Linked DNA regions of Homo sapiens: region 2 is linked to region 1. A link is an interaction called in ENCODE POLR2A ChIA-PET data of the cell type or tissue named here. Cell type or tissue: PC-9. All regions are shown on one strand. Each heading gives the region's core, and the rest is flanking DNA. Links, peaks and the distances in the headings are about the cores only. Region 1 overlaps ASCC3 (activating signal cointegrator 1 complex subunit 3). Region 2 has its middle 190 kb from the start of SIM1-AS1.

The links. ChIA-PET counts read pairs that join two places held together with the same protein. Peaks named below come from ENCODE experiments on the same cell type or tissue, not always from the same donor. Only the 100,000 strongest peaks of a DNase experiment are listed, where the experiment ranks them.
Region 2: POLR2A ChIA-PET joins it to region 1 with 20 read pairs; 2 of 35 experiments call an interaction of 5 or more read pairs at or near these places.

The regions. Positions count from the first base shown.
Region 1 is chr6:100,551,655-100,568,778 of GRCh38, forward strand. All of the region lies in intron 36 of ASCC3 (activating signal cointegrator 1 complex subunit 3), which reads right to left. Among named protein-coding and RNA genes, the nearest start is that of SIM1, 95 kb to the left of the region's middle. In PC-9, for the core only: no CTCF peak of the experiment used is centred there; no DNase peak of the experiment used is centred there.
Region 2 is chr6:100,194,915-100,212,038 of GRCh38, forward strand. No RefSeq gene overlaps it. Among named protein-coding and RNA genes, the nearest start is that of SIM1-AS1, 190 kb to the right of the region's middle. RefSeq lists an enhancer at 15,122-16,601. In PC-9, for the core only: no CTCF peak of the experiment used is centred there; DNase peaks (open chromatin) are centred at 7,947 and 8,627; H3K27ac peaks cover 2,040 bases.

The sequences.
Region 1 (17,124 bases), core at 5,646-13,645:
TTTTCATTATCAAATTTGACACAGACAACACTTTTGAGATCTTCAAAGGAGCTGACATTTGGTTTATAAATGTTTATCAATTATCAAATCAATATTAGTTTCCATATTTAAAAATTATAATTAACAGGTCTAATCAACAGCTATTACTTCCTTTGACAGTTCTTCTTTTTCTGCTTCCAGTGTTTGAAATAAAGGGAATCCAAAGAATGTGGTAGTAAGTAACTCATCCCTTTAGAGATATTATAGATCTCTAGGGTGGGCATGGTGTGGGATGAGGTGGTGGAGAGAAATGTGAGATCTGGGAATTGATACAATAGGTGATCTTCAGCTCTGCCACTTCCAAGCTATGTAACCTTCTGAGAGTAACTGTAACTCCCCAGGTCCCAAATTTCTTATCTTAAATTTGGGTTTGGTGTGAGAATTCAATATGATAGTGTTTATAAACCACTTAAACATGGTAAGATGTGCTGTAAATGTTAGAAATAATAATAATAAAAATAATAGTAATAATAATGATAATAATCACATCTGATACTCTAAAGGATGTTAACTGAATTTTAAGAGTTAATTGAATTTTGTTCTACAGTTTTCAGATGTAAATCTTTGTTTATAATTATGTAAGTGTCCTTCACTATGTAAAATAAAATTTAATTAACCTACTTTAAAAAATATGATTCTTAAAGTGTTATTCAAAGAAACAAGATTTTTAAAACTTATGCTTTACTAGTAGTTTCACATTCATTTTATTCAAGTAACCATACAATTTATATGTGATTGCATCATTGAAAATATTGGTTCTTTGAAAGACCAATATGTGCTTGTAATATAAGAGACAGTCAAATTCAAGATAAAATATTCAGAAATTGTATCCTCTTGAACTGCAGATTTGATACTGTGAGCTTTAGTCTCCAATCTCCAATTAGGTTTCTTTTAAATCCACATTAATTAAATGCTCACAAAAGTACATCAATGTGTGATAAAGAAATATGCTCTTTCCAGTGCACCTCAGTGGAACTAACTCAAAATAGTGTGGAAAGATAGAGAAAAAGAAGCATTAATACAGCTGGAATGCAACATTTCTGAAAGAAAAAAAAAAGTATTATGGAGTATATTACTCTGAAACCCTATAGTGTTTTTTAATTAAAACTCAAGTGCTATGAACCACAAGAAAAAGATAGAAAATATTATATATTTTAGATTATTTAGAATGAATAGAAAATATTATAAGTTGTTTTTTTCTTTTCCTTTTGGAGATGATATTTTGATTATGGACTTGAAAAGAGATTTAAAATGAAGACAGACTGAAGACAACTGCTATTTAATCCTCAATTGCTCTGCCAGGCTCTCCTGTGAATACCATGGTCATGTACTCCTGAAATTCCAGTTCACAGTTTCTCTAAGCTCTTTAGAATATGACATGCTTGCTTCACCACTTTACTTAGTTCTCAGGTCCCTCAAGTATTTTATGCTGGGTGTTTCAGAATACTTACGGAGGAGGTTTTTTACTTAGTTAAGATTAATTAGAAAGGCAGCAATCTCAAGATCAGCAGAAAGTGAGCTAGTAAAATAATCACAATCCCTGGTTAAAAACAAGCAAACAAAAATCCTTTCTAGCCACTGCTTCCTTAGTAGGACACTCTATTTACCTCCAAATTACTCCTCTAATTTTAAACAACTTGTCTAGCTAATTTCCTGTGTGATCACTGACTATCGGTAAGGTTCATTTTCTTATCTACATCATGTAGGTAATTAGAGGAAATTGAAAGTGGGTAGTGAAGCTTTTATGCAACTGGGATTGAAGCTGAATGGAGGGCAGCAAGGTCAGTGGAGTCCATTATATTTTTATGTGAGAGGCTGGTTTGTCTGCCCTATCCTTGTTTATTTAGTGTAGGCTGGACAGACTACTAACTGCAAATCTGTGTCTCTGATTTGCCCAGCTGTCCTTGAATAAAGACATCTTCCCCTGCAAATGTTAAATGACAGTGATCGACAACCTATGATGAACTCTGCTTGTAACCCCCTGCTACTGTTTTTAGATTGCAAAAGAAAAAAATAGAATAAGGAAACATCTTTTGTAATCACATCAAATGGTCCCTGCTGTTCTCTGAATACTTTTCATTTTGTTTCCCTTTTCATTACAAATCTCAATCTGTTCTACAAATGCCATAAACTCAGCCACTCCACATAAAGTTAAAAAAGAAAAAAATATTTAGCCTACTAAATTTTGCTTGCATATTCATGCTGATTTTTAGTTTACTGGGGATATACACTATTACATAATGGTTTACTCACACCCTTATGTCACATAACTCACTTGCTTGTTCTCCTAAGAATAATATGGCAAAATCTGTACAGCTAAATATGAGATATGCCTTTCAGCAATTAGCTGGCACTTGGGTTTAGTTAAAGCTCTGGTAGTTTTATTTGATATGTAAATCTTACATGTACTGTGACCCTTAACAACATTGACTGTAACTTTACCTTTTAGATTTGTTAAAATAAGAAACAAATGATTAAATACTTAAAATCTACTTTGACTTTTTCTTTACTGAAAGCATGTGAACAAATGAATGTTGGTTGAGTGTGTGTGTATTTTTAAACATACATATATATTTTTTCTTCCAGGTACAGTAACTATTAGTGTCTGCTTTACCTAAGCAGATTACTGGGAATAGAGGAAAGACACGACCAGAATGGATTTGTACCTGGTTGCACATAAACATTACGCAACAGTAAACTAGTACTTTTATGTCACTGCACACATCGCTGCCTACACTGAACTCACTAAATCACAGATAAGAGGGCACTTGTACAGTGGGGATGGCAGCCTGCTCGATGTGAGACTAAAGAAGCTTTATGCTATAACTTAATCTCTGTCATGGGAAAAGTAAAACTTATAAAGTTAATGAGTTCTAGACTTTAAGTAGCACTTGATTAATTTGTAACATTCTGAGGCGTTAAAACAAACCAAAATTAGTTTCTCACATTCCACTGCTGTCTTTTGGCCACTGAAGCTTTAGAAAAAACATTTCAGTAAATTTCCCTGATAGGAATCCTGTTTAATTTCTGAAGTATTAAATTAATTGGGTATTCTGTATTTTATAATAATATTTGAAAAACAATCTGGCGTTTACCACACTAGGTCCAGATATATCAACGGATAAAAAAAATGCCTTATATTTTTATCTTTATTTCTTCAGATATTATTGGATCATTATCTATTAAAAACTAAGTGTGATATAACTTTTTTCTATATATTATCAAATATATATAGTTAGCATTGTTTTTAACACTTATGATTTGGACTTTTATTAAAATTATCTATTCAAACTTTATAAATCATATATCATACCAAACAAAATAAACCTCTAAAATAAAAGACTATTATAAATTGGATTTACATGGTATTTATATTGACCAGAAAATTCACTGCAAGGTATACTAGGAATTAACATTCCAGGTTGAAAAAAGTAAAAAAAAAATAGCCCTATGTTAGAAAACATTTATTGGAAATGATAAAACTAAAATCCAGCTAATTAAAAATTTTCTAATATGCACATAGTTTACTCCACTACAATAAAGTATCAAAATAACTTTATCATGTAAATGGTAAAAATATAAGTACTAATGTCTATCATTGTAATTCTTCATAAAAATCTATGTATATTTCCTTTCAGGGCTCATGTGAATATATGTGTCTGACTTGTATCATTGTCTTATAAGTACTTATGGACATATGTTCGGCCCTCAACCAATTAGGACAAGCACATAAGCATTTGTCAAAAATAAATATGAAGAAGAAATGATACTTCATTTTTTCCAATATAAGAAGGACCACCTGGTTGACAGCTGGAATTTAAGGGATCTTAAAATAGTGGGTACCAGCAGGTCTGTTGTACTTAAAATAATTCAAGTGGTAAGAATTCCATCAGGAACATCTATTTCCCAGGATTTATAGCTAAGTCCTTAAAAAATTGCCCTTTGATGAAACTTGAAAAAATTCCTGTTTTAAAGGCTACAATAAAAATGCCTTACAGCTTAACAATGTTTAGATATTTTCCTTTTAAGAAATAAAAATCTCAAGGCTGTCAGGTTTGAATCCTAAAAAGGGATACTGAGATTAACAGCAACATATAATTGTGTAAGATTCAGTGTCACACTCTGTAATCTATCTTAAAAAGCCAAATAGCCAATAGCTGGGTGTGGTGGCACAAGCCTGTGGTCCCAGCTACTCCAAAGGCTGAGGTGGGATGATTGCTTGAGCCCAGGAGATGGAGGCTACAATGAGCCGAGATAGAGCCACTGCAATCCAGCCTGGGCGACAGAGTGAAACCACATCTCAAAAACAAACAAATGAAAAAGCCAAATAATCTTTCTAATTACCTTGCTTCTACCTTTAAAACCATATATATTTATTAGAAGTGACTTTCTTTGTAATTTGCATTTCTACTGGGTATGAGAATATATCAAACTTAAACAAAAAGAACCCCACAAGAATTAAACCCAAAATGGAAAGGATTAAGGCATAGCATTAAAACCTTTCTAATGTGTTTAATATTTGCTTAATATTCTTGTTCTAGGAGTTAAGAAATACATACACAAAAAGTTAAATAAATCTAAAAATGAAATATCAAAACAGGCCAATATATAAGAAATACCATAATACAGGCACAATTGCCAAATAAATGAAATGAACGCTGGTGCTACAAATTTAGAAAAGGTAATAATCACTGAGGCTAAATTAAGGAAATGTTAAGAGGATGCCATACCATGTGGATGGATGAATGTCAGATACATTGTCCAGGTGGGAATCATAAGCAAATTTATGAAGCGAAATATGTACACAACATGATTAAAGGTGGGAGTAAGAATGTTAATCAGGAGAAAGGGGAAGAAGTAATTTATAACAGTCTAATGGAAGGTGTAGGTAGAAAACTAAGACTGTGGAGGACCTTGACAGCCAGGCTAACGAAATAATTCTTTATTATGTATATAATTGTAGACTGTGGAGGGGAGAAATGATGCAAACGGTGGTTTAAAACAGATTAATTGGCAAGACTGTGTTGGGTACATTAAGTATGTCAGAGAAACTAAAGTTGGAAGATCACTCAGGAGACTGTCAGCACAATTGTTTAGGAATAGGGTGATGAGAACCCAAATAGGAGCTAAAGAGTGAACATTTTTTTTTAAGGGAGAAATTTGAGAAAAAAAATAATAAAGAAAGGACTGAATAAAAGGCAGCTGGTTTAATATGTGAAATTGGGGAGCAGAGAGGGAGGAGCCAAAGATTACCCCCAAAAATTCATCTTGGAAGTATTAAAGACTGTGAATGCAGCTCACATAGAACAATGGTAGGACTCCTCAGTCTTCTGGGCATGATGAACACAAGATTTTAGACATGTTGAGTATGTTCACAGAGGAACAGCGACATGGGAATATCTACTGAGCGAGCAGAAGCAGACTAAGTTTTGTTGACTTATTCTACTCTTTTTATATTCTCTATTTCATTTATCTCAACATTTATTTTTGTTACATGCTCCGTTGTGATTGCTCTTCTTTTTCCAGCTTTTTTAAGGTGGAGGGTTAGGTCACTGATTTGAGATAGTTCTTTAACGCAGGCATATACAGCTACGAATTTCCCTTTAAGTATGCTTTAGCTGGATCTCATAAGTACTGTTATGTTGTGCTTTTATTTGAAAGTATTTTCTAATTTCTGTTGTGATTTCTCCCCTCAATTTCTGTCTGTTTTTGCTGCATGGATTTGGGATGTTGATTTTAGTATGGATATGTTTATAATTTGTATATCTTTCTAATAAATGAACTCATTATAATAAAACGTTTGCCTTGTCTCTATTAAAATGATTTTTTTTTGTTTAAAGTCTATTTTGACTGACATTAGTATAGCCACTGACTGACATTAGTATGGTATAATTCAGCTTTTACAGTTGCTGTTTACCTGGTATATCTTTTCCCAACCCTTCACTTTTAACCTAATTTTATCTTCAAATATAAAATGTGCCCCTTCATAGAGAGGAAGATTGCCAGAGGATGGGAGGGGTAGGGTGGGTGGGGGGTAAGGATTGTTAATGGGCACAAAAAAATAGTTAGAAAGAATAAGACCTGCTATTTGACAACACAACAAGGTGACTATAGTCAATAACTTGATTGTATATTTTAAAATAAGTAAAAGAATATAATTGGATTATTTGTAACACATAAAATAAATGCTTGAGGGGATCACCCCCCCCAAAAAAATGTGTCTCTTGCTGATAGTGTATAGTTAGGTCTTGTTATTTTCTCCAGAATCAGAATTCAACTGAGTTCTGTCTGATTCCAAAACTGGGGCATTTTCAAGTATACTTTATTGTCTCTATAAACAAAAAAGGAGAAAATACTTGATAATCCCTCACTTCTTTGAAAAAAAAAAAAACAAGGACAGGAAGAAATGTTCATATTTTGGTTTATTATAGTAATATAAGAAGAAAACTACATAAGACTAATGATACTATAAGTGCTCAAAAGCAAAAGACTTGAATATCAAAGTATTAAGGGAGGATAATGAGAAAATTGATGATGTCCTGATATATATATTTCTGGTAAAAAAATTTTCTATATGATTGTGTGCTAAAAGTTAAACCCAAAGTGAAAAGCATTGTACCCTGCTTTGATTAGGAAGAAATGGGTGACCCTCAAATTTCTGAGTAATTCTTATGAATATTCTAATTCTCTATTTTGATTTGTAAATACATTGCTTAAAATTAAGGATTGATTCAATAAGTGATTTGTTCTTTTGAAACAATGTTCTTTATGATGATAGAGGGTCAAATGCTGCTACAGAATTAATCACATGGTTTGCAAGCCATATCTCAAAAAGACAACTTTGAAGAAGTCATGATGGAACATGTAAAATAAAGAAACTAGAGATTTGTGGGGTGTTTTTGTTCCTTATTTAGGCTAGGTACAGCATTTGAAGATATCATAGTTTTCTTCTGAGTGGGACAGATAGCTGACAACAAGAGATGGCTTATTTAGTATAGATTGGGAAACAATTATTTCAATGTATTAGCAATCATTACTACCTCGACTTAACACTGCTCTAGGCTTCTTAACTCCTCAGTTATTTATCCAGCCCCTCTTAGACTTGCTTGCTTTCATTCCATATTATGTCCTCTGGCTATTTTATCATGATGAGAAAGTCTTCCTGACACTTATGAATCTTGCATTTTTGTAGGAGCTTTTTCTATGAAGTGTCAATCTTTGAATTCTACTTAGGGCTTTTAAAAATGTTTATCTCTTCTTGAGATATACATTGAGAATTGAGTATTGAGCATACTCTTGGTAAAACAAGATTTGGACTCAGTATTAACAAAAATCTGAAACTTAATAAAGGTTTATATCATTATGTAAGGTGTGAATAGAACCACAGGAGAAACTGATTTTAAATAAACATACCAGAACATATGTATGTCATGTTAACCAAATACCTTGGGAGGTTATAAATGCATTTCAATAGGGCATTCACTACTCAACATACTGTGAAACTTCTTTTTTGGCATTGCAATCAGAATGACTTTAGGAACTACACATTATCATGTAGTCAAACAAGATTTTTTACAACTCCAAATTACATTGCCTGACTTAACAAACTTACTCACTTGACTTGGCTTCAAATAAATTCCTTCTGTTTTCTCAAAACAAAAGTAAAGGTAATGAACAAAACAAAACAAAAAACCCACAAAAGAAAAATAACCATTAGCGGACCACATTTTGCTACCCAAATAATCAAAAGAATGTACAATAGGGCCTGGAAGGAGTTAATATTTTTTTGTAATGGCAAAGCCTAATAAAAACAGCTTTTCAAATAAATAATCCTAAGGAGACAATAGTCATTGGACGTATAAATTCTGTTACAGGGCTGGGCATGGTGGCTCACGCCTGTAATCCTAGCACTTTGGGAGGCCAAGGCGGGAGGATCACCTGAGGTCAGGAGTTTAAGACCAACCTGGTCAACATGGTGAAACCCCATCTCTACTAAAAATACAAACACTATCTGGACGTGGTGGTGCCTGTAATCCCAAATACTTGGGAGGCTGAGGCAGGAGAATTGCTTGAACCTGGGAGGAGGAGGTTGCAGAGAGCTGAGATGGTGCCACTGTACTCCAACCAACCTGGGTCACAGAGCTAGACTCCATCTCAAAAAAAAAAAAAAAAATTCTGTTACATTTGTTAAAAACATCACTTAATTCTATTTTGAAACCCATATTCATTACTCAAAAAGATAAACATATTGATAGATCATATAATAAGATATGGGAAACAAGTGTCACGTGGAAATCTTAAATTGGGAGAATGAAAATAAAACCACTAAAAATAGAATGGTTATACATTAGAAAACAAAATGACACCTGTCAATCAAATAGCTAATGCTATGTCTTTCTGGTAATATATGTAAGTGGATATACTTTGGACATCTAACTTAGTGTCTGTTTAGGCAGAAAGTTTTAGTTTTAGTTAATGTTTGCAAAATTTAGATGTTTGAAGTTATTAACTCATAAAATTAATCACTTCCTAATATTTAGAGATATCAATATTTTGGCTCCAGGGTAAACTTTCGAGAAGTTATATTTAAAGACAACAAAGAAAAACAGAGATTTTCAGTACCAGATGTCAGGGAAGATCCCATTTGGATTTGAGCTACTTAAATTTGCAATCATGTATTTATACATCTAACAGAGCTTCTGTTTCCCCCAGAATCAGAAAATTAACTAGCTTTGTAGCATCTTCCTTGATCTGCCACCCGTGCCCTGAGGATTAGAGACTCCACCTGAGCTTGTTTTACAAGCATAACAGAAAAAATTAATCTCTGCTGGCAGCACTCCCACTGGGATACTGATGAATAATGATATCCCTCTTTTGCTGCCCTCTCAGTCCACTAGAAAAGCCACTCTAACCTGGCAACGTGGCAACTGCTGAAACCATTCCAGCTGTGGATTAGGAGGCAGTCAAGCATCCATCTGCTCTGTGTGAATCAAGAGAAAGCAAACATGCATTCTTATGGCTAAAGTCATAGTCAAACCCCAAACATCTTAGAGGAACACACACACACACACACACACACACACACACACACACACACACGCACACATAACAGGCAAGCACATACTGTAGGCTAAATTAACCCAGTTCCTCAATTTAGTTTGCATTTCCTTGGTGCTTTTAACATTGGAAAACAAAGTACATATATGTTGAGGGGGTATAAAGTACAGCTCTTAAGTTTGGTATGCATATATGGGGCTGATTCACCAGACATTAAACTTCTAGGGTGTGATATGAGGATACATCAGGTATATATGCATTTCCAAATTCTCAAATATAGCAACCAACCACTTGTTTTATAAAATAAGACTCAGTGGCTTAACTTTACTGATACATTGATGTGGTGGATATCTGTAGATTTTTGTCTTCTCCAAAAAGAAAAAAAAAAAAAACCATTGCTTGGTCTACAAATAGCAAAATTGTATTTAACAGGACTCTATCAGCTCCATATTAATAAGCTCTCTAGCACGTTAATATATCCATAATGTGCTGATGTTTATAATGATAGCCTCAGGACTTTTAAAGAGCCTTAGGGGTCTTCTGATTCATCAAAGAAATACATAAATGCACATACATATATATTTTAACACTGTTCTAAATGTATTGTGTTAAAATTCCTTGAATTCTGAAATCCATATATACGTAGAAACTTCATTAACAAAAATATTTTAAATAACTATCACATCATATTCCCAGTCCATGATTTATAAAAAAAAACAAAACCCTGCTTTTAAGTTTCAGTCTGGTATCACCCACGTCACTTTGGTGCGGGTCTCAAATGACAATTTATTTATCCTTTGTTTTTTCCCTGATTTTAGCTGCATTCACAGGTTATTTTGAGGTCTTAATTGATTCTTTCTCTCTCATTCCTTCCTTCTTCACTGGTTAAAAAAGTAAAAGTAGTTCCAGGTCACAACACTTTCTATGCTTTTAGTTCAGCAAAGTAATACTGTCAGCTCAGTCACTGATTCTGAGCTGTTCATTTGTTGATCTATCAGAAAAAAGATGACACCTGTTTGGCATTCATCTTACAAATTTATTATACTGTTTAATAAATAACAGAAAATACTTAAAAAGATGATATAAAAGACCTAAATCTAAAAGTTGAAGCAAGTGTACATAGAAGAATAATTCTCTCTTACCAACAGAAATACTTGAAAACTGAGATTACAGTGCTTCTGGCAAATTGCATTATTTTTCTGAGTTACACACAAAACAACGAATAGAACATAAGAAAGCATAACATTTTATGTATCCAAGGAGGATGATATTTGTGAAGTCCTTCTTACACCTCAATTTCTTTTTAAAGCACAATGAGCTCTAACTTTCTGAAATAATCAAATTTCTGAGATAAGCTTATATTCCATTGGACTGTCAGTTGGAAAACATTGTGAAATAAGTGGAATCCTTTTTCAGGAGAATATAATGTTAAAATAAAATACAGATGTGTGAATAATACTACTGTAATAAAGACCATTTCCATGTATTTTATTTGGTAGTAACAACAAAAGTTTTCAGAAAACATAGTATGAGAATGAAGCATATCCATTTCTTTGGGTTTAGAAATCAAAAGGTATCACTGGAAATTCCTCTAGGCTTCTATCATAAATATTTTAAACCAGCATAAAAATATTCATTTTAGCCTTCTCATAGTGGGAAGACTAGAGTCTGCTAAGAATTATTAATCAGTAGGTAGATTTTTTTCTTGAAAGAGCTTTTCAAAATGATTCAGTTACTTAGTAAGTGATCTATTGTTTGACAAACATAAATATCTATTAGAGTATGCATATAGGTCTGTATAAAAACAAACACTTTTTCCCACTGATTCCCTTTCAAGAACGTAAGTTTATGTTTTGGTGGTTACAAATTATTTATTCTGAAAGAGAGATACTGGTCTTTACGGAAAAGTTTTCTAGTTTTTTTTTCTATTATAAATAATGCTGTGAAGACCATTTGTATACATTTGTGTACATACATTTTGACAGCACACTTAATTCCTTAGGATCAATTCCTAAAAATGCAATTGAAACGTCAAGTTTCAAATCTTTTAGAGATGTAAAATAAACATGTTGATAGATATCAAATTTCCAGGTCAATGAAGACTGTTTAGCAGTGTTAGGGAATGCCCAACTTACAGTGTTCTCATCATCAGTATGTATTATCCTTTTTGAATCCCTGACAATTTCATAGGCTAAAAAGGTTGCCATTTTTTTTTCAATTTCTATTTCCTTTATCAGTGAGAAGGCTGAGTATTTTCTTTATATTTGTTAAAGATGAATTTCTTCTTTTGTAAGTTGTTACCAAATGCCTTCTTTTCATTTTACCACTGGAGTGTTAGTGGCTATTTTTTTAAATATTATGATTAAAATTTTTTAATATTACCTTTTTACCTTTCAGAATTATGACATATATTAATGCTTTTTAAATTACATTTAAAGACATGCATATATTCTATATTTTTATGTATGCACATTTACCCATTTCCTTTTGCGATTTCTTCAACTCTTTTTTGTGCTTCTTCCCATCTTCCCGTTTTAGAATTTTAAAAGGGGGAAGAATATACAATTTTAACATTATGCTTGGCTTTAATTCTTAATCTAGCTGAAGTTTATTTTGGCGTATACTATAGAATTAGAATCTAACTTGAATATTTTTCCAAAAAGTTATACGATTCACCTCCTACTTGTTGAATTAAACCATCCCTTAACCAATGATTTATGATGTTTCCTTTTTATTTGGTTAGTGTTTCACATGGATGATAAGTGAGGTGGGTCTTGACCAAAGTGTACAAACTGTCCTGGCTGTGGTGGGGAAGGAGGCATTCCTCGCACGTGGATTAGCATGAGCTTCATGAGGGATTAAAAGGGGAAGAGCAGTTGAAGATGGGGGCTATTCTCACTCTGCCCAATGCCGAAGCCAGACTCAGAACAATCCCATATGTAAGGCTAAGGAATGTAAATTCATCTAAGGTTTTTTTATTAGAACAGAATAATGATACTTGTTATATGTAGAAATGATTTATGTAAGTTATAATACACTGATAATCTAAATTTGCTATCAATATTAAAATATTAAAATTGATATCGATATTAAAATATTATTACTAATGAAAGCTAGCAACAGCAGATATCATATGGTAGGTAATGTACTAAGGCTTTATACATATTATTTTATTTAATCCTCCCCTTTGTTTTAGAGGAGCATGGATCTTAGGTTAAGTGACTAGTCCAAGGTCATACAGTTAGAAAATGGTGCAGTTATGCCTGTTTGACGCCAAAGCCCATCTTCTTTTTTTAATATTAAAAAAAATCCTTGTTTTTTAAGGTGTTTCACTATAATGTTTTTATTTTTTCAGTTTTTACTTATGTATAATAGTTGTACATATTCATGGGGTACATGTGTTTTTTTTTTTAATACGTGCATACAATGTAGAATGATCAAGTCAGGGTAACTGGGATATCTAAACATTCTAGGTCTTCTCTTCTAACTATTTGAAATATACGATAAATTCTTGTTAATAATAGTCACTCTACTGAGCTACTGAACACTAGAACTTACTCATTCTATCTAACTGTGTTTGTACGCATTAACCCACCTCTCTTCATCCCCCATACTCCCAGGCTCTGGTAACTATTATTCTACTCCCTACCTCCATGAGATCAATTTTATTTTAGCTCTCACACATGACTGCAAACATGTAATATGTGTCTTTCTATGCTCAGCTTATTTCACTTAACATAATGCCCTCCAGTTCCATCCATTATAAAAGCCCATGTTCTTAATAACCAGAATTGCAGCATATTCCAGATATGCTGGTACCAGTTACACTTTCAAGACTGTTACTACCAAGCTACAATCACTTCTTAGACATAGGCCGGTTCCCTTCCTGAAAGCAGGAATCATATCTTAATTATCATGGTTCCTCTTGTACCTAACATAGTAGGTGCTATATAAAATATCCTTGTTGGACTGTTGAAAGGCTATGTTTAAAAATTATATGTAGAATAGTAATAGGTGTAGAACAAATAATCTTCCAAATAGGAGAAAATGAAGGAAAAACTAGAGGAACTAACTAGGAAAGGTGGTCAAGAATAAGTTGTAGAAGAAGGAAGAGATTACAAAAGTGCAGTACCTGTATAAAAGAATAAATGGACATTTAGTCCCTCATTAAAAACTAAAATGAAGTAATGCTTTGTGTAACAAAAAGGCTTATTCTTGAAAAACTATATTTTATAAATACTTAGACTTTAAATATGGTTCCTTGCTGCCCAGTATCATATTAAATAATGTAATATTTGCCTAATTATTCAGGAAGATAAATACTAAACATCACAGTCCAACCAAATTAGAGTTGGCATTACCAAAGAACTGGATTAAATTGACCAGAGCTTTAACTGCAATTGAATCAACTGCATTTTTCCAGATGAATATATGCCTAATAAAATGGCCAATTTGATTTGCCTGATTTTTCTCTCAGCCAGGTTTCCAATGGGTTCCCGACTGTTTTGCAGATTACTGCTTAGCCCCAAAAGAAAGAACATTTTTCTTACGAACACAGCTTCCTCATAGCTTTCAAGCCCAAGTTCCTAATTCAAAGAAGTGCTAATCCATTTGCAAAGCGTCTTAGTGAAGGAGTAATGACCCAGCCATAATCAGTATTACTAATAATAATTACTTTATGATTTCTTCTAATTACTAAGTGGCTTTTTAAAAATAAATAAATAAATAAATAAATAGATGAGCACTCTTAGGAGCACAGACACTGGTCTGAAAGCCAGGATAATGTCACATTAAAGAGCCTTACTGCTTTTTTATTTGGAGGTAGGATGATGTGGCAGTGAAGGTTCATTTTTTTACAGACCGTCACTCCCGTGTCATAGTCTAAACCCCAGGGCCATGGCTTTCAGTAAAATATTAACCTGGGGAGAGAGGACGAAGGGAACAAGGGAGTAGGGCAGAGCAACCAAAAAGAGAGAACTCAGAAAATGCCACTGAAGGGGTAACTATGAGAGAGGATGGCTATGCTAATTTCTTTCACTATAGCAACCACTTTATATCTCATAACATCATGTTGCAGACCTTAAATATACACATTGACATTTATTTTTTTAAATGCCTCTTAAGAGCAAAGATTACTTGGCAGCATAATAGTCACAAGACTGTGTACTTTTTTTTATTCCTCCAAGCCATTAATAATGAAATAAAATGTTTCTTAGTGAGTCCAATAGGGCTGCTCTTCTGATGGTCAAGGAGAGACTAAGTGTTCTGAATCCCTAAAAATGTAAAGGTGTCCAGAGTAAAGCAGCTCTGAATGCAAAAGAAAAGCCAAACGTAAATAATAAACTTAAACCAAAACACAGCACAACACAAAACAAAAACCTGTCTAGAGTAAGGTCAGATATGTTCCAACATGTGTCCCTTAAATATGTATAATGCTTTATAAACATATACATACTAATTATCTAATTACCTTACTGGATACACACAGTAAACCTGTGAAGATGAATAGGGTAGGCATAATCACACATTTTTTAATGAATAAAGAAATTGAAGCTTAGAGGGATTAAATAGCTTGCCAGTTACACAAAGAGGTTAAAATGGTCATGCTGAGATTCGAACCCATGTTTCTGAAATGCAAATACCCTTAATAAGTCCACCATACTATGGCCACCTCAATGTATTAACGGCTTTTACCTACATTCACAGGTCATTCCCCACCTCCTCAGTTTCAGCTGATGATCTTGCTTCTTAGTTTATGAAAAAATTAAAGTCAACAGAAGGGTATTACTTCAGTATCCCACTATCCAACAGCAACCTCCTTATATCTGTACTTCAACACTGTATCTTCTATTACAATGGATAAATTGTCTCTACTTGTACCTAAGGCCAATTATTCCATTTATGCATTGATTGCCATTTGTTTTTTGTTTTTTTAAGGACATTGCTTCTTCCTGTATTATCTCCCCACCCCATCCCTGGGATCATTTCCATGAGCATATAAACATGCTGCAACAGCTTTAGAAAAAGAAAGAAAATTGATTCCATGCCATCCCTGCCTCCCTAGCTCCATGTAAGGAAGGATACTCCTAGCTGTATTTTCTGTCTCTACTTTCTTAAAATTCATTCTCTCTTGAATCCTCTCAAATAAGTCTTTTGTCTTCAACCCTCCACTGAAATTACTCATTGAAGATGCCTAGGATCTCCATCTTATTAATTGAAAGAATATTCTCAGCTCCCATCTAACTCTGTATCTCAACAGTCTTTAACTCAGTTAATCACTATCCCCTTCTTGTTTTTTTAGTGACTAGACAATAGGAAAATTTTTATTTAAAAATTAAAATAGCTTTTAAATTATTTTAAATATATAATTTACTTATTGAAAACATCAGACAATAAACACATAATCAAGAAAAAAATTCTTTAAAATTCCACCACTCAGAGATGATCTGTGTTAATATATTGGTGTACATTCATCTAAATCTTTTACTATGCATATCTATGCATAGTAATATATATGGCTCAAGCTACATACACTGTTTGTACCTTAATTTTTTTTCCTTTCACTAAACAGTATGTTGTGGATGGCATTCCATGACTAGAGGCATAGGTGTACATCATTGGATTAATGGTTGCACAGTATTTCATTGCATAGATGTACCTTAATTTTAATTATTTTCAACTTTTAGATTCAGTGGGTACATACGCACGTTTGTTACCTGGTATACTGTGTGATGCTGAGGTTTGGGTATGAATGATTCTATCACCCAAGTACTGAACATAGTACCTAACAATTAGTTTTTCAACCCTTGTCCCTCATCCCCTCTAGCAGTCTCCAGTGTCTACAGTCATCTTTGTGTCCATGAGTACCCACTGTTTAGCTCCCACTTATAGGTGAGAACCTGCAGAATTTGGTTTTCTGTTCTTGTGTTAATTTGCTTAGGATAATACTGCATCCATGTTGTTGCAAAGGACATGATTTCTTTTTTTTTGTGGCTGTGTAGTATTCCATGGTGTATATGTACCACATTTTTTTATCCAATCCACTGTTCATGGGCACTTAGGTTGATTCAATGTCTTTGCTACTGTGAGTAATGCTGAGATAAACATGTGAGTGCATGTGTCTTTTTGGTAGAAGGATTTGTTTTCTTTTGGATCCCCAGTAATGGGATTGCTGCGTTGTATAGTAGTTGTTTCTAGTTCTTTAAGAAATCTCCAAACTGCTTTCCACAGTGGCTGAACTAATTTACATTCCCACCAACAGTTTGTAAGCATTCCCTTTTCCCCACATCCTTGACAACATCTGTTTTTTTTTGACTTTTAATAATAGCCATTCTGGGCTGGGCGTCTTGGCTCACATCTGTAAACCTAGCACTTTGGGAGGCTGAGGTGGGAGGATCACCTGAGGTAAGGAATTTGAGATCAGCCTGGCCAACATGGTGAAACCCCATCTCAACTAAAACTATAAAAATTAGCCAGGCATGGTGGTGGGCGCCTATAATCCCAGCTACTAGGGAGGCTGAGGCAGGAGAATCACTTGGAACCTGGAGGCAGAGACTGCAGTGAGCAGAGATCACGCCACTGCACTCCAGCCTCGGCGACAAAGTGAGACTCTTGTCTGAAAAAAAAAAAAAAGCCATTCTGACTGGTATGAGATAGTATCTCATTGTGGTTTTGACTTGCATTTCTCTGATGATTAGCGATGTGGAGCATTTTTTCATGTTTGCTGGTTGCTTGTATGTCTTCTTTTGAGAAGTGTCTGTTCATGTCTTTTACCCATTTTTAAATAGAGTTATTTCGTTTTTTTTGCTTCTTCAATTGCTTAAGATCCTTATAGATTCTGGATTCTAGACCTTTCTTGGACACATGGTTTGTGAATATTTTCTGTAGGTTGTCTGTTTGGTCTTTTAATAGTTTCTTTTGCTGTGCAGAAGCTCTTTGGTTTAATTAAGTCTCACTTGTCAATTTGTTTTTGCTGCAATTGCTTTTGAGGACTTAGTCATAAATTATTATTATTATTATTATTATTAT
Region 2 (17,124 bases), core at 3,922-11,921, 360 kb before region 1:
TGTTCCATGTAGGAACAAAGTAGGAAGTATTTATGTCACTCGGTATGGGACTTCAGAGTAGATGGTCCTAACCAACTCTAAAATTTAATAATCTTCTTGTGACCAGCTTGCCAATAGAAAAAGCATCTTATAGTTTGCCCTGTAAGTGAACTTGGGCAAAGAAACAAATATAGGGACAAAGATTCAGCAAGAAAGTTGAATCTTTTTCAAAAATAAAGAATATGATTGACAAATATTTAATGACTCCACATTTAGAATCGAATCATTGAATATGTTTTTGGTAAAGGATATATGTGAAACTTAACTCTAAATGTCCTATATTTTTAAAATAATGTATACAAAAACACATTTTTAAAACCAAATTGTTTACTATTCATGCTCAAAGTATTTGCAATTCACTAGAAACCTAAAAATACTATTTTCAAAAATTATTACATAACAAATTCCTATTCGTTGTAGAAAACTAGGAGATACAAATAAATTTAAAGAAATAAATTCACACCATGGAATACTATGCAACCATAAAAAAGGATGAGTTCATGTCCTTTGTACAGACATGGATGAAGGTGGAAACCACCATTCTCAGCAAAACTATCGCAAGGACAAAAAACCAAACACTGCATGTTCTCACTCATAGGTGGGAATTGAACAATGAGAACACTTGGACACAGGAAGAGGAACATCACACACCAGGGCCTGTTGTAGGGTGGGGGAAGGGGGGAGGGGTAGCATTAGGAGATATACCTAATGTAAATGACGAGTTAATGGGTGCAGCACACCAACATGGCACCTGTATACATACGTAACAAACCTGCACGTTGTGCACACATACCCTAGAACTTAAAGTACAATAAAAAAAAAGAAATAAATTCAGATCACCTGTATTTCCACCATCCTGTAGTAACTATTATTAACATGTGTATATGTATGTATGTGTGTGTATATCTATATGTGTGTATATATACATATATATGTATATGTGTATATACATATATAAGCATATATATGTATATGTGTATATACATATATAAGCATATATATGTATATGTGTATATACATATATAAGCATATATATGTATATATACATATATAATACACACACACACAGATACTTTTTTCCACCCATATTTATAAATGTAGTTTTTCTTAACAAAAATAAGATGCCACTATAAATGTTTTTGTAATTTAATTTTTTTTCCTTCATTCCATAGCCTTTCAACAAATATTAAACTTTCCCTTCTTTACAAGATGGTGTCTGAGTACAGGGGTAGCTTACGTATTCAGATAGCTCTACAATCCATAGAGACCATCTTTCTGGTCTCTTGTACCAGTTTGAAATCATGCATCCCCACTTGCCAAGTCTGCAGATGATAAACCCTTGATCTATTTTCTGGCATGGGCCTTTCCCAAGGGTAGGTCTTGTGGCTTGATGATGCACCACCCTCGGCACACTGATGCTTACCTCTGAGTCCAGCTTTGGGCTGCCTGTTTGCCTGGTATCACCTCTATGCTTTGAAGACAGAAAGTCTTTAAAATTAAGACTTTAAGGGAGGAGCCAAGATGGCCGAATAGGAACAGCTCCGGTCTACAGCTCCCAGCGTGAGCGACGTGGAAGACAGGTGATTTCTGCATTTCCATCTGAGGTACCGGGTTCATCTCACTAGGGAGTGCCAGACAGTGGGCGCAGGTCAGTGGGTGCGCGCACCGTGCGCGAGCCGAAGCAGGGCGAGGCATTGCCTCACTTGGGAAGCGCAAGGGGTCAGGGAGTTCCGTTTCCGAGTCAAAGAAAGGGGTGACGGACGCACCTGGAAAATCGGGTCACTCCCACCGGAATACTGCGCTTTTCCGACCGGCTTAAAAAAGGGGCGCGCCACAAGATTATATCCCGCACCTGGCTTGTACGGTCCTACGCCCACGGAGTCTCGCTGATTACTAGCACAGCAGTCTGAGATCAAACTGCAAGGCGGCAGCGAGGCTGGGGGAGGGGCGCCCGCCATTGCCCAGGCTTGCTTAGGTAAACAAAGCAGCCAGGAAGCTCGAACTGGGTGGAGCCCACCACAGCTCAAGGAGGCCTGCCTGCCTCTGTAGGCTCCACCTCTGGGGGCAGGGCACAGACAAACAAAAAGACAGCAGTAACCTCTGCAGACTTAAATGTCCCTGTCTGACAGCTTTGAAGAGAGCAGTGGTTCTCCCAGCACGCAGCTGGAGATCTGAGAATGGGCAGACTGCCTCCTCAAGTGGGTCCCTGACCCCTGACCCCCGAGCAGCCTAACTGGGAGGCACCCCACAGCAGGGGCACACTGGCATCTCACGCGGCAGGGTATTCCAACAGACCAGCAGCTGAGGGTCCCGTCTGTTAGAAGGAAAACTAACAAACAGAAAGGACATCCACACCAAAAACCCATCTGTACATCACCATCATCAAAGACCAAAAGTAGATAAAACCACAAAGATGGGGAAAAAACAGAACAGAAAAACTGGAAACTCTAAAAAGCAGAGCGCCTCTCCTCCTCCAAAGGAACGCAGTTCCTCACCAGCAACGGAACAAAGCTGGATGGAGAATGACTTTGACGAGCTGAGAGAAGAAGGCTTTAGACGATCAAATTACTCTGAGCTACAGGAGGACATTCAAACCAAAGGCAAAGAAGTTGAAAACTTTGAAAAAAATTTAGAAGAATGTATAACTAGAATAACCAATACAGAGAAGTGCTTAAAGGAGCTGATGGAGCTGAAAACCAAGGCTCGAGAACTACGTGAAGAATGCAGAAGCCTCAGGAGCCGATGCGATCAACTGGAAGAAAGGGTATCAGCGATGGAAGATGAAATGAATGAAATGAAGCGAGATGGGAAGTTTAGAGAAAAAAGAATAAAAAGAAATGAGGAAAGCCTCCAAGAAATATGGGACTATGTGAAAAGACCAAATCTACGTCTGATTGGTGTACCTGAAAGTGATGGGGAGAATGGAACCAAGTTGGAAAACACTCTGCAGGATATTATCCAGGAGAACTTCCCCAATCTAGCAAGGCAGGCCAACATTCAGATTCAGGAAATACAGAGAATGCCACAGAGATACTCCTCGAGAAGAGCAACTCCAAGATACATAATTGTCAGATTCACCAAAGTTGAAATGAAGGAAAAAATGTTAAGAGCAGCCAGAGAGAAAGGTCGGGTTACCCTCAAAGGGAAGCCCATCAGACTAACAGCGGATCTCTCGGCAGAAACCCTACAAGCCAGAAGAGAGTGGGGGCCAATATTCAATATTCTTAAAGAAAAGAATTTTCAACCCAGAATTTCATATCCAGCCAAACTAAGCTTCATAAGTGAAGGAGAAATAAAATACTTTACAGACAAGCAAATGCTGAGAGATTTTGTCACCACCAGGCCTGCCCTAAAAGAGCTCCTGAAGGAAGCGCTAAACATGGAAAGGAGCAACGGGTACCAGCCGCTGCAAAATCATGCCAAAATGTAAAGACCATCGAGACTAGGAAGAAACTGCATCAACTAACGAGCAAAATCACCAGCTAACATCATAATGACAGGATCAAATTCACACATAACAATATTAACTTTAAATGTAAATGGACTAAATGCTCCAATTAAAAGACACAGACTGGCAAATTGGATAAAGAGTCAAGACCCATCAGTGTGCTGTATTCAGGAAACCCATCTCACGTGCAGAGACACATATAGGCTCAAAATAAAAGGATGGAGGAAGATCTACCAAGCAAATGGAAAACAAAAAAAGGCAGGGGTTGCAATCCTAGTCTCTGATAAAACAGACTTTAAACCAACAAAGATCAAAAGAGACAAAGAAGGCCATTACATAATGGTAAAGGGATCAATACAACAAGAAGAGCTAACTATCCTAAATATATATGCACCCAATACAGGAGCACCCAGATTCATAAAGCAAGTCCTGAGTGACCTACAAAGAGACTTAGACTCCAACACATTAATAGTGGGAGAGTTTAACACCCCACTGTCAACATTAGACAGATCAACGAGACAGAAAGTCAACAAGGATACCCAGGAATTGAACTCAGCTCTGCACCAAGCGGACCTAATAGACATCTACAGAACTCTCCACCCCAAATCAATAGAATATACATTTTTTTCAGCACCACACCACACCTATTCCAAAATTGACCACATACTTGGAAGTAAAGCTCTCCTCAGCAAATGTAAAAGAACAGAGATTATAACAAACTGTCTCTCAGGCCACAGTGCAATCAAACTAGAACTCAGGATTAAGAATCTCACTCAAAACCGCTCAACTACATGGAAACTGAACAACCTGCTCCTGAATGACTACTGGGTACATAACGAAATGAAGGCAGAAATAAAGATGTTCTTTGAAACCAACGAGAGCAAAGACACAACATACCAGAATCTCTGGGACACATTCAAAACATTGTGTAGAGGGAAATTTATAGCACTAAATGCCCACAAGAGAAAGCAGGAAAGATCCAAAATTGACACCCTAACATCACAATTAAAAGAACTAGAAAACCAAGAGCAAACACATTCAAAAGCTAGCAGAAGGCAAGAAATAACTAAAATCAGAGCAGAACTGAAGGAAATAGAGACACAAAAAACTCTTCAAAAAATTAATGAATCCAGGAGCTGGTTTTTTGAAAGGATCAACAAAATTGATAAACCGCTAGCAAGACTAATAAAGAAAAAAAGAGTGAAGAATCAAATAGACACAATAAAAAATGATAAAGGGGATATCACCACCGATCCCACAGAAATACAAACTACCATCAGAGAATACTACAAACACCTCTACGCAAATAAACTAGAAAATCTAGAAGAAATGGATAAATTCCTCGACACATACACTGTCCCAAGACTAAACCAGGAAGAAATTGAATCTCTGAATAGACCAATAACAGGAGCTGAAATTGTGGCAATAATCAATAGCTTACCAACCAAAAAGAGTCCAGGACCAGATGGATTCACAGCTGAATTCTACCAGAGGTACAAGGAGGAACTGGTACCATTCCTTCTGAAACTATTCCAATCAATAGAAAAAGAGGGAATCCTCCCTAACTCATTTTATGAGGCCAGCATCATTCTGATACCAAAGCTGGGCAGAGACACAACCAAAAAAGAGAATTTTAGACCAATATCCTTGATGAACATTGATGCAAAAATCCTCAATAAAATACTGGCAAACCGAATCCAGCAGCACATCAAAAAGCTTATCCACCATGATCAAGTGGGCTTCATCCCTGGGATGCAAGGCTGGTTCAATATACGCAAATCAATAAATGTAATCCAGCATATAAACAGAGCCAAAGACAAAAACCACATGATTATCTCAATAGATGCAGAAAAAGCCTTTGACAAAATTCAACAACCCTTCATGCTAAAAACTCTCAATAAATTAGGTATTGATGGGACGTATTTCAAAATAATAAGAGCTATCTATGACAAACCCACAGCCAATATCATACTGAATGGGCAAGAACTGGAAGCATTCCCTTTGAAAACTAGCACAAGACAGGGATGCCCTCTCTCACCACTCCTATTCAACATAGTGTTGGAAGTTCTGGCCAGGGCAATTAGGCAGGAGAAGGAAATAAAGGGTATTCAATTAGGAAAAGAGGAAATCAAATTGTCCCTGTTTGCAGATGACATGATTGTATATCTAGAAAACCCCACTGTCTCAACCCAAAATCTGCTTAAGCTGATAAGCAACTTCAGCAAAGTCTCAGGATACAAAATCAATGTACAAAAATCACAAGCATTCTTATACACCAACAACAGACAAACAGAGAGCCAAATCATGAGTGAACTCCCATTTACAATTGCTTCAAAGAGAATAAAATACCTAGGAATCCAACTTACAAGGGACGTGAAGGACCTCTTCAAGGAGAACTACAAACCACTGCTCAAGGAAATAAAAGAGGATACAAACAAATGGAATAACATTCCATGCTTATGGGTAGGAAGAATCAATATCGTGAAAATGGCCATACTGCCCAAGGTAATTTACAGATTCAATGCCATCCCCATCAAGCTACCAATGCCTTTCTTCACAGAATTGGAAAAAACTACTTTAAAGTTCATATGGAACCAAAAAAGAGCCCGCATCGCCAAGTCAATCCTAAGCCAAAAGAACAAAGCTGGAGGCATCACACTACCTGACTTCAAACTATACTACAAGGCTACAGTCACCAAAACAGCATGGTACTGGTACCAAAACAGAGATATAGATCAATGGAACATAACAGAGCCCTCAGAAATAATGCCGCATATCTACAACTATCTGATCTTTGACAAACCTGAGAAAAACAAGCAGTGGGGAAAGGATTCCCTATTTAATAAATGGTGCTGGGAAAACAGGCTAGCCATATGTAGAAAGCTGAAACTGGATCCCTTCCTTGCAACTTATACAAAAATCAATTCAAGATGGATTAAAGACTTAAACGTTAGACCTAAAACCATAAAAACCTTAGAAGAAAACCTAGGCATTACCATTCAGGACATAGGCATGGGCAAGGACTTCATGTCTAAAACACCAAAAGCAATGGCAACAAAAGACAAAATTGACAAATGGGATCTAATTAAACTAAAGAGTTTCTGCACAGCAAAAGAAACTACCATCAGAGTGAACAGGCAACCTACAAAATGGGAGAAAATTTTCGCAACATACTCATATGACAAAGGGCTAATATCCAGAATCTACAATGAACTCAAACAAATTTAGAAGAAAAAAACAAGCAACCCCATCAAAAAGTGGGCAAAGACATGAACAGACACTTCTCAAAAGAAGACATTTATGCAGCCAAAAAACACATGAAAAATGCTCATCATCACTGGCCATCAGAGAAATGCAAATCAAAACCACAATGAGATACCATCTCACACCAGTTAGAATGGCAATCATTAAAAAGTCAGGAAACAACAGGTGCTGGAGAGGATGTGGAGAAATAGGAACACTTTTACACTGTTGGTGGGACTGTAAACTAGTTCAACCATTGTGGAAGTCAGTGTGGCGATTCCTCAGGGATCTAGAACTAGAAATACCATTTGACCCAGCCATCCCATTACTGGGTATATACCCAAAGGACTATAAATCATGCTGCTATAAAGACACATGCACACGTATGTTTATTGCGGCATTATTCACAATAGCAAAGACTTGGAACCAACCCAAATGTCCATCAATGATAGACTGGATTAAGAAAATGTGGCACATATACACCATGGAATACTATGCAGCCATAAAAAATGATGAGTTCATGTCCTTTGTAGGGACATGGATGAAATTGGAAATCATCATTCTCAGTAAACTATCACAAGAACAAAAAACCAAACACCGCATATTCTCACTCATAGGTGGGAATTGAACAATGAGATCACATGGACACAGGAAGGGGAATATCACACTCTGGGGACTGTTGTGGGGTTGGGGGAGGGTGGAGGGATAGCACTGGGAGATATACCTAATGCTAGATGATGAGTTAGTGGGTGCAGCGCACCAGCATGGCACTTGTATACGTATGTAACTAACCTGCACAATGTGCACATGTACCCTAAAACTTAAAGTATAATAAAAAAAAAAAAAAGAAAGGAAAAAAAAGACTTCAATTCTCAGTTGTGCCCAGTGTTCTTCCCTGGGCCTATGACAATCTCTGACTCTTTGTCAACCACATACAGCCTATGGAGCCCTGACCCCTCTCTGCTTTAAGCTGGCCATGTTGCCATTTCTACTCTCCTGTTGGTGCAGGCCATTCTACAGTTCTCCTTAAGGGGTAGCAAATGAGAATCAAAGCACATGCTCTTGGCTTCCCATTCAAAAACGTGCTCTTTCTGTGGTGTTCAACCCATAAGGGTGGAAAAAAGGACATTCACATTTGACTCCTTGCTGCCCCTCCCTTTGTCTCTGGGTCCTCCTCTCTGGCCCCAGGAAAGTCTTGCATAATTTTCCAGATTTTTTTCTGCTTTATCATCTACTCTGTGGTCAGTCCTTTAAGCTCTGACTCATTGAAACATGCAATTTTTCCCATTTCTCATTAAAGCCTGGCTTTTGAAAGTCAAAAGTATTTGCTTTTAAGCTATTAACTCTCTATGGATTTAATAACCTCTGTTTTGAAACTTAAAGTCAAGCAATGATTCCCTTGTTCTTGGCAGCCCCCCACCCACTTCCACATGGCAATGAATTCCTCTGAACCATTGGGTAGGGCAGCTGCCAAACAACTCTAAAAGGGGATTACCACAAGACACATTGGTTTGATATCTCAAAAATGGCATCCTTTATATCACTGGAAGTGAAATTGTTGAGTCAAAGAAAATGTATATTTTAAAGACTTTAAGTACATGTTAGTTATCCTCCAGTAGACTATTAAGAGTGGCCTTTTAAACCTAAAAAAGTTAATATAAAAAATGAGTATTAGCATATTTTCATATTTGTCAAATAAAAATAATAAATAGTATCTTATTACTTTAATTGCTAAAAGCATGAACAAATTTGATAGACAACTTGGTAGTTATATTAACTCAATCATTTGATAAATATATATAGGTTCCATATGTGTGTTACGTAATGGGAAAAAATCTGCAAGACATATTCTATGACTCATATTCAAGAGGCTCACAGGCCAATGGGAACACAGCTTGTAAATAAGTAATTGCCTCTGAACGTCAAAATGAAGAGTGATAGGAATAAACTTTTACACATTCAATGTTTTAAAAAATTCCATGAGTCACTGGGCTTGGTGGCTCATGCCTGTAATACCAGCACTTTGGGAGGCTGAAGCAGGCTGATCGCTTGAGCCCAAGAGTTCAAGACCACCCTGGGCAACATGGCAAAACTCCATCTCTACTAAAAATACAAAAAATTAGCTGGGCTTGGTGGCATGTGCCTGTAGTCCCACATATTCAGGAAGCTGAGGCGGGAGGAGCACCTGAGTCTGGGAAGTCAAGCCTGCAGTGAATATAGAGCATGCCACTGTACTCCAGCCTGGGCGACAGAGTGAAATCCTGTCTAAAGAAAGAAAGAAAAATACATTCCATGAGTCCACACTGATACTTATAAAGGGTTTTTCTTTTCCTTTGCTTTTAGGGAGGGAGAAATGGAAAAGTTTTCTTTATTCTTTTAAAAAGCCAACTAATAAATGTAGAGGGAATTAAAGAAACAGGAAGTAATTCATTTACTGGCATCTAGCATCATAACAATAATTGACTCAGTTAGGAATCATCATTAGATGCTAGAATTATGGGATGAAAACTTGTTGAGAGCAGCATATGGAAAAATTGAGTTGAGGGACACTCTATTATTAAATTACCAAATTTAACATCAACAGTAATGGGAAAAAACTGACATTATGTACCTTTGATGTGATGTGATAAAGAGTATACAATATCATCATCTATGTATATTCTTGCCAAAAATGTTTAACCTAAATTAATCATAAAGAAACATTCAAGTCAGACAAATTCAAATGGAAGCACATTCTGTAAACAACTGCCCAGAATTCTTTAAAAATGTCAACACCACAAAACCTACTCTGTGTCAGTCCATTTGAATTACTATAAAGAAATACCTGAGACTGGGTGGTTTACAAAGAAAAGAGATATCTTTTGGCTCATGGTTCTGCAGGCCATACAAGAATGGCACCAACATCTGCTCAGTTTCTGGTGAGACCTCAGGAAGCTTACAATCATGGCAGAAGGCCAAGAGGAGCAGGCATATCACAAGGCAAGAAAGGGAATAAGAAAGAGAGGGGAAACTCCTAGACTCTTAAACAACCAAATCTCGTGTGGACTAAGTGAGAACTCACTCATTACTATGGGGAGGCCACCAAGCTATTCATGAGGGATCTACCTCCATGGCCCAAACACTTCCCACCAGGTCCCACCTCCAACATTTGGAATCACCTTTCAAGATGAGATTTGGAGGGGACAAATATCCAAACCATATCACATTCCCATTATGCCCCCTCCCAAAAGGCTATGAAACTTTTCTAGATCAAATAAGACAAAAGATATATACCAACGAAATACTACAAGTAACTACTGATTGGATCCTGAATCCAAAAACACTTTAAAAGAAATTATTGGGCAATGGAGGAATATTTAAATAGGAACAAGTATATTAGATAATAGTTTCATTTCAATATTAAATATTCTGAATATGGCTGTGAAGGAAAATGTCCTTGTTATTAAGAGATGCACTCTGAAGTATCTAGTGGTGAAATAGAGTGATATTTACAAGTAACTTTCAAATGGTGGAGAGAGAAAAAGAGGAGATGGAGGGAAAGAGAAAGAAAACATTGCAAACTAGGTGAATCTAGATGAAGGGTATATCCATTATACTATTTGGTCACATCCCATACTTCTGAATTATTTTGAAATAAATACTTGGGGAAAAACATTAAGTGATTGTAAAAAATAATAATTCCCGTACACCACGAAAATGGCATGAGAAAGGCAGTAATTACGAACAGAGATGGCATAAACCTTTCTCCTCTTTTCTTCTCCGTGTACCTCTACTTCTTGGTGACAGTACACTATCCTGTGCCTGAAACACCATCTGATGCCAATGACTGACTAAGTGATATCTCTAGTTCTGTCTTGTCTTCTGAATTTTTTACTGCTGAATCCCCATTGCCTGGCACCTAGTAGGTCAAATGCTTGAGAATGAATGAATACATTCTGCTTGGAGGAGAGAAGGGCAATGTCATTGGGTAAGAGATTCTTTATCTAGATCTTTAAAAGTGAGTAGATGTTAGTAGTAAGGTGAATGGGAAGATGGCCTGTACATCCGTAGTTGACTCTTTCTCCAATGCCTTGGTCTAGACAATAAATGATCAACACAAGCTGAGGCAGAGAGGTGGGGCAGGGGGAGAAGTGGAGCGTGCCCATCCTGTATGATAGTAATGACAGATCCTCAGCTAGTTGTTTTTCTGTGGTAAAGTAGACCAAGAATTTCCAACTCTGATTTTAAGAAGAAACTGAAAATCTACAGATTTCTGGAAATTTTCTCAATTATTAAAAGTCTTCTTTTTAAATTTATTTTAAGTTCTAGGATATATGTGCAGGATGTGCAGGTTTGTTACATAGGTAAACGTGTGCCATGGTGGTTTGCTGCACCTATCAATCCATCACCTAGGTATTAAGCCCCTCAGGCTCAAACAAAATAAGTATTCTGGATGAATGACACAGTTTGCAGTCCCAGATCTGAAACATGATTAGTAGCAAAAGATAAGTAGGGCCAGCAGAAAGAACAAATCTTGGAGACTCTTGTGAAAGATATGCTATAAGAGATAGAGCCAGGTTTTAGGGGAAGATTAAGTATGTTTGATGAGAGAGACAGAAAAAATGATCACCAGTCAAATCGGAAGAAGGGAGACAAGTCCTAAATAAGACATTTAAAAAAAACCTGTTAGTCATTGGGGCACAAAAAAACATAACCTCAAAAGAGGGTCACACACACATACACAACAAGATAGCTTCACCTTTAAAAGTGAGCCCAGTATAGTGTTAGCTTCCCAGAGCCCCTCTGCTCTGGAGGGACCTGGGAGTACAGTGGAGCCTGGCAGAAGAGGTGTTTGTAGTAAGAATTGGAGAGTGGGGCCTGTCCAAGTGGAACTGAAGCAAAAATTTCATGTTGAATCTCCCTGGGTTCACACAGATCATTCCAGGAGTCCTGCTTCCACTGGAGAGGGCAAGAACTGAAAAGCAGTGGGCACGGGCACTGGAGCTTGATAGCACATTCCCAACTCTGTAATCTTCCCTCAATCACCCCCTCACCAATTTTGCCTTTTGTTTTCCCTAAGAAACATAGAAATGTTTGTCCAACTGGAGGAAACATTGATAGCATCTGTAATTTGCATTATTTTGCTTTTTTGGTCTCCATATTTACAACCATTCAATGTCTGTTTTTGAGCATCTGCTTGGTGCCAGGCACTGTATCAGGTACTAGAGACACAGCAAAGAGCAAGACAGATCATTAAATAAAGATATTACTTGTATATAAAAATAAATCCTATAAAAGTCAAGGCATGATTTTTTTCAGGAAAAAAAAAATAGAAGTATGTTTAGACAAAATCTACAGGACAAGGAGATTACAGTGAGTTAGTCTCAGAGAACACCAATTTAAATTTTCATTCAATCATTCACTATTTTTACAATAATTTATTGATTATTGACTATTGCTCAGCTATAGAAGATACTAGAGAGAAAAAAAACAAATTTTTACTGTTTGAGAGTTCACATTCTAAGGAGGAAGCTCAACATTTATATAAATAAATAATTATGATATGTATAATAAGAATAGAGGTTTGAGCAAAGTGTTTAGGATCTCAGTGAAGGAAGAAATTAATTCTACTTAAGGGTCTGAGAAGTCTTCTCTGGAAAGTAGAGAAGAAATCTGGATTTGTTTGGTGATGTACTAAGAAATGGTCATAAATTGTAAATACTGAATAGAAAATATATTAGAGAGACCTGTAGAAATTAAGAACTGAAGGGGAGTGGTCTTGGGAAGAAGTTTTATGAAAGTGGACCTGTGCTGTACAGTACTAGGAAAGAGACAAAGTTGACTGCGGGAACTGTACATAAATGGGATGTCTGGCTTTACCCTTCCACCACATGTGAGGCTTTTGGAACAAAACGTTAATAGAAGGTGTGGGGATATTGATACAAATTATATCCTGATAACTTGTGAAACAATTTGCATCTCATCATTTTAAAATCCCCATAATCTTCTCAAATCAGGCCGAGAACCTTCAGGATCTGTTACACTTGTGTAAGAAGGTGGTGGGATGCAATTCCCTATGATGGATTCAGGCAGTCTTTTCCCACACTCAGTGGAGTACCAAGGGTGAAAGGCAAAACAGCATTTAACACAGGCAGGAAGAGGCTGCAATGTAGAGAATTTTTTAAAAAATAATAAAACTGGCCAAAAATTAGTTCACTTTTTATTTTCACCATGAGTGCACAATTCTTACCCATGTCAGTGATAAAACGCTTCTTCCCAAAATATGTTCTCTAAGTTCCAAGCAATTATTGTGATTGCTGTTTGAGTTCTAATGTGAAAGCTGTAAGTGATCACATTTTTTGTTACTCCTCATTTAATAGGCATTATTTTTGACATGGAAGTTAACACAGAGTTCCCAGTTTTACAGCTATACTACAACACACACACAGACTCAGCTATACATGTTCATTTAGAAAGTAGTTCATAACAGGTTAAAATTATTTGAGCCTGTGTAACTTATGTCTGCAACCCCTAAGAGACTACGAAGTCTTTCATTTAAATAGTAGATACGAACTAAACAGGGATAGCTGTGTGGATTTTTTTCTTCTCTGATTTTTTTTGTTGTTGTTGCAAATGAGGTTAATCACACACACACAAAATTTGCAAATAGCTAGTGTTATTCTTGAACGATGAGCAGTGAAAACCAGCTTTAAAATCCTTTCTTGATTGGCTCACAAAAATTGTGAAATATTCCATTTACCATTTCATAAAAAAAGAGAATCAAATTTTGAGAATAAAATTCTCTTCATTGTCTGTGTTTATTTTCTGGCCATGAGTTATTGTTTATTTCTTAATTATTCTGAAAATAATTATGTTGTAATGAGGAAGGGATGTTCATAAATGATCCCCTCTGAGTGTCAAGAATGCTGGGCACATTAGTACCTATTCACAAACTTCTCTAGCAGTGAGCTGAAGCAGCTAGAGGAAGTTTAAGGCAAAGAAGCAAAAGTCAGCTCTTCCCCAAATGTGGCTGTCTTCAGAAACTTGGTTTCCTAGAACTCATGGACTCAACGGTGAATGTGGTTGGGGGACTCATGGTTTTAGTGGAAACTGAGTATTACAATTTTCAAAACACTTGAAACTCCATTTGTAAAATTCTCACAGGTAGACATTCCATAAACAAAAGATGTTAGTATATTACCATAAATAACTCAAGTTATTATGATTACTCAAGTTATATTGTATGCTGATTTAAGGTACCTTTTATCATAGAAGAGAAATAAAAGATCTTTTGCATCAATGAGAGTGCTTGAATAAATCACTCCTGTGAATTAACATGTCACAGAAGAGAAGCGGACCCCGATATAACAGATTCAATGGATAAGAAGGAGGGACAAAATTCTGCATCACCAGTTTGAGATGTACTTCCAAAATCCACCTTCTAATGGACAGAAAAAGCAAGGCCATGTGGAAATTGTCTATAACACTATTTAAGGGATATTTTCTGTCATTGGTTACATTCAGCATTGATTTGTCATTTTGATTTCATTAGTGGTCCTTATGACTTGGATGCTCACATTCTGCTTGAGGAGCTATAATTACATTTTGTCAACCAAGCTAATCTGATTTTTGCATGCACAATAACTTCCAGATCTAACCTACTTCAAGAGTCCTATGCTGTTGCTGCTGCTTCTACTGCTACTACCACAAATAGTGATGTGTCACAGAACTTTAAAGAGTTTTTAAAAGTATTTAGATAAATAATCTCTCCCCAAGTTTCTTAAAATTAGAACTGCGTGTGATATAATAATAATCAAATCTGGAGATATACATGTTAAGTGCTCATGCTGGCACTTCTCTTCCCACACCAATGCAGACATTACTAACCACTCTTTAGCACTAAGCCTAGATACCCCTCTGAGTCTTTCACAATTATCAGTGGATGTCCAGGCAGCCACTAACCTATCATCTTGTATTGGCATTACAAGAGAAAATATAGTTTCTATTCCTGATATAGTGTAATTTATCATTTTACAGATAAAGAAATGCTCAAAAAGGACTGCACAGTAAATTAGTTGCAGAGTTAGGACAAGAACATATCTTATCTCCTGACTCTCAGCCCAGTACCCTTTCTACTGTCTCATGTGTAGTTTTCCGTAACATAACACCCAAATGACTAATCAGATTCTGGTTTCAAAATTTAAAAACTCACAATGACTTTTAAATTTCATTATTCAGAAAGCTGTTCTAATAAAGAGACTTTGGTCCAATATATTTACTACCTCATCTGGTCACCATCCTTTACACAGCAAGTATAATCAGTTATCTCTAGGGGGCAGAGGGTGATTTCAGCAGTTGCTGAAATACATGCATTTATAAAGACTGCTAGCATTTTTACATCCTACAAAAATGCACAGAACCAATCCCAAAACATCACCAACCCTCAAATAGAAGGATTCTAGCTACATGTGAGGGGGGGTAGCTGATCAAAGTCAGCTGAGACTAATAAACATGAAAAAGAAGAGCTGAAGAGAAAGACAGATGCCGATGAGTACTTCTCACCATTTAAGACAACTTATAATTCTAACCATTCTGCTAAAAACAGACAACGGACTGATTGCTATTGTTTTACTGATTAACTATTCTCTCTGCTTTGTCCCAAAAGGCACCCTGGCAAACTTTGCTTAGTAAATATTGACACCTGTACACCAAGCTGGCTAATGCCATTGGCTCTTCAGCAATCTTCCCATCTGTTGCCTGAGAATTTTAAGCAACGTATTTTGGGAATCTTGCTCTCTTTCCATTGTAAACTGTAAAAAATGCTACCCAGAAGCTAATCCGAAAGCCACATGGCCCTAGAGGGGTCTGTGGTAAGTAAAGGGAAATGTAGTCTAATATGTAAAATGCATATCCCACTGGCCTCCGCGGCCACCCTGTCTTTAGTTAACAGCATGCCAGGGTAATCTGCTTAGTTACCAAGTGGGGCTTTTTTCCCTCTTCCCCATGAGATCACCCAGACCACGATCAAAGCCCAAACACACTCTCTGCCAGCTCTATTGTTCCCCAGAGTGGGATTAATGACTAATTATGTCAGGTCACTCATCCAGATGGCCTCTCAGATGTTCCTTTGTCATTGTCTGACCTTCCATATGCCCCTTTGACCTTGAGGTTTATTTCCATGGAAACATGAAGCCTCAGTTTCCTTGCTGAGATTGCCAAGAATTGGCCAAAAGGAGGGATACAGGATAATCTACCCATAGTTTGTATTCTGCTTCCATCTCATGCCTTGTTAAATCCAATGAATAGATAAAAAATGCTATCTGGTCCCAGCTGAGTGATGACCATGGTCATGATTCTATGTTACATGCTATGTTTTTTAAATTAGCAGACAGCTTTGTACATGGAAACGTGCATTCAATTTGAAGAACATCAATCGCCATAATGTGATCTTTTTATCTCATTAATGTTAAGCAAGGGTAATAGAATGGAATTACAAAATATCACTGTGAAAGGAATACAATTCAGAGAATTATAGATATCCTCCATTAAAGCCCTAGAGATGTTTGGATAAGTCAACTTGTTCAGTTTCATAAATTAAAGATTCTTTACTCACTACCTTTTCTGGGGTTTAAATTCTAGCCTCAGATGTTGATCTTAATCTGAAGAAGGATTTTAAGGTTGTTAGTAAAATAGAAAAAATTTCCTCAAAACTACCAAATAAGTAAATAAAAATAGAATAGGAGACTGACTCATGAACTCAATTAAATAAAAAAGGCTGGATATGTATTTGCATGGGATAAAATGTATTTCCCTTCATAGTTTAAAGAGGACTAAGGAATAATTTAAATGCCTAAAACAGGGAGGCTAATTCACCTCTTCCAAGTTCATCCAAGAATAAAATGTCTGTCTCTGTACATGAATTCATACAAGCCCAGAGGTCCCACGGAGAATGCAAGCAGAGTGGGAAGTACTCACATGTGCCCAAGTTTCCCTGGCAGGGTGGCAATTTATTAATCTTCCCTCACCAATGGTCAAGAAGCTGCAGATTCCAGCTGAGAGTTTTCGGTGTATTTAAGAAGAAAATTAGAGAGCTAGGTGAAAGAAAGGATTTTGTTCCTTGCATTGTTCTTGAAGGGCCATTTTTGCTTTCAGAATCCAGAAAGGAAGACTGGGTGAAAAGAAAAACTCACCCTGGTTAATGGCAACCAGTCCCCTCCACTCCCCTTCCCAGGGCTCTAAGGCCCTTTGGAAGCAGTGACGGTGCCTTGCTCATTACTAACTACAGTCATCTTTAATACTTCAGTGCCCAGCACAGTGCTTGGCATAATCTAGATTTCTAAGAGCTTGCTGAAGGAGTGAATGTGAGATAAATGTTAGTGCCAGACTAGGTGGACCAGAAAGCTTGATCTTTCTCT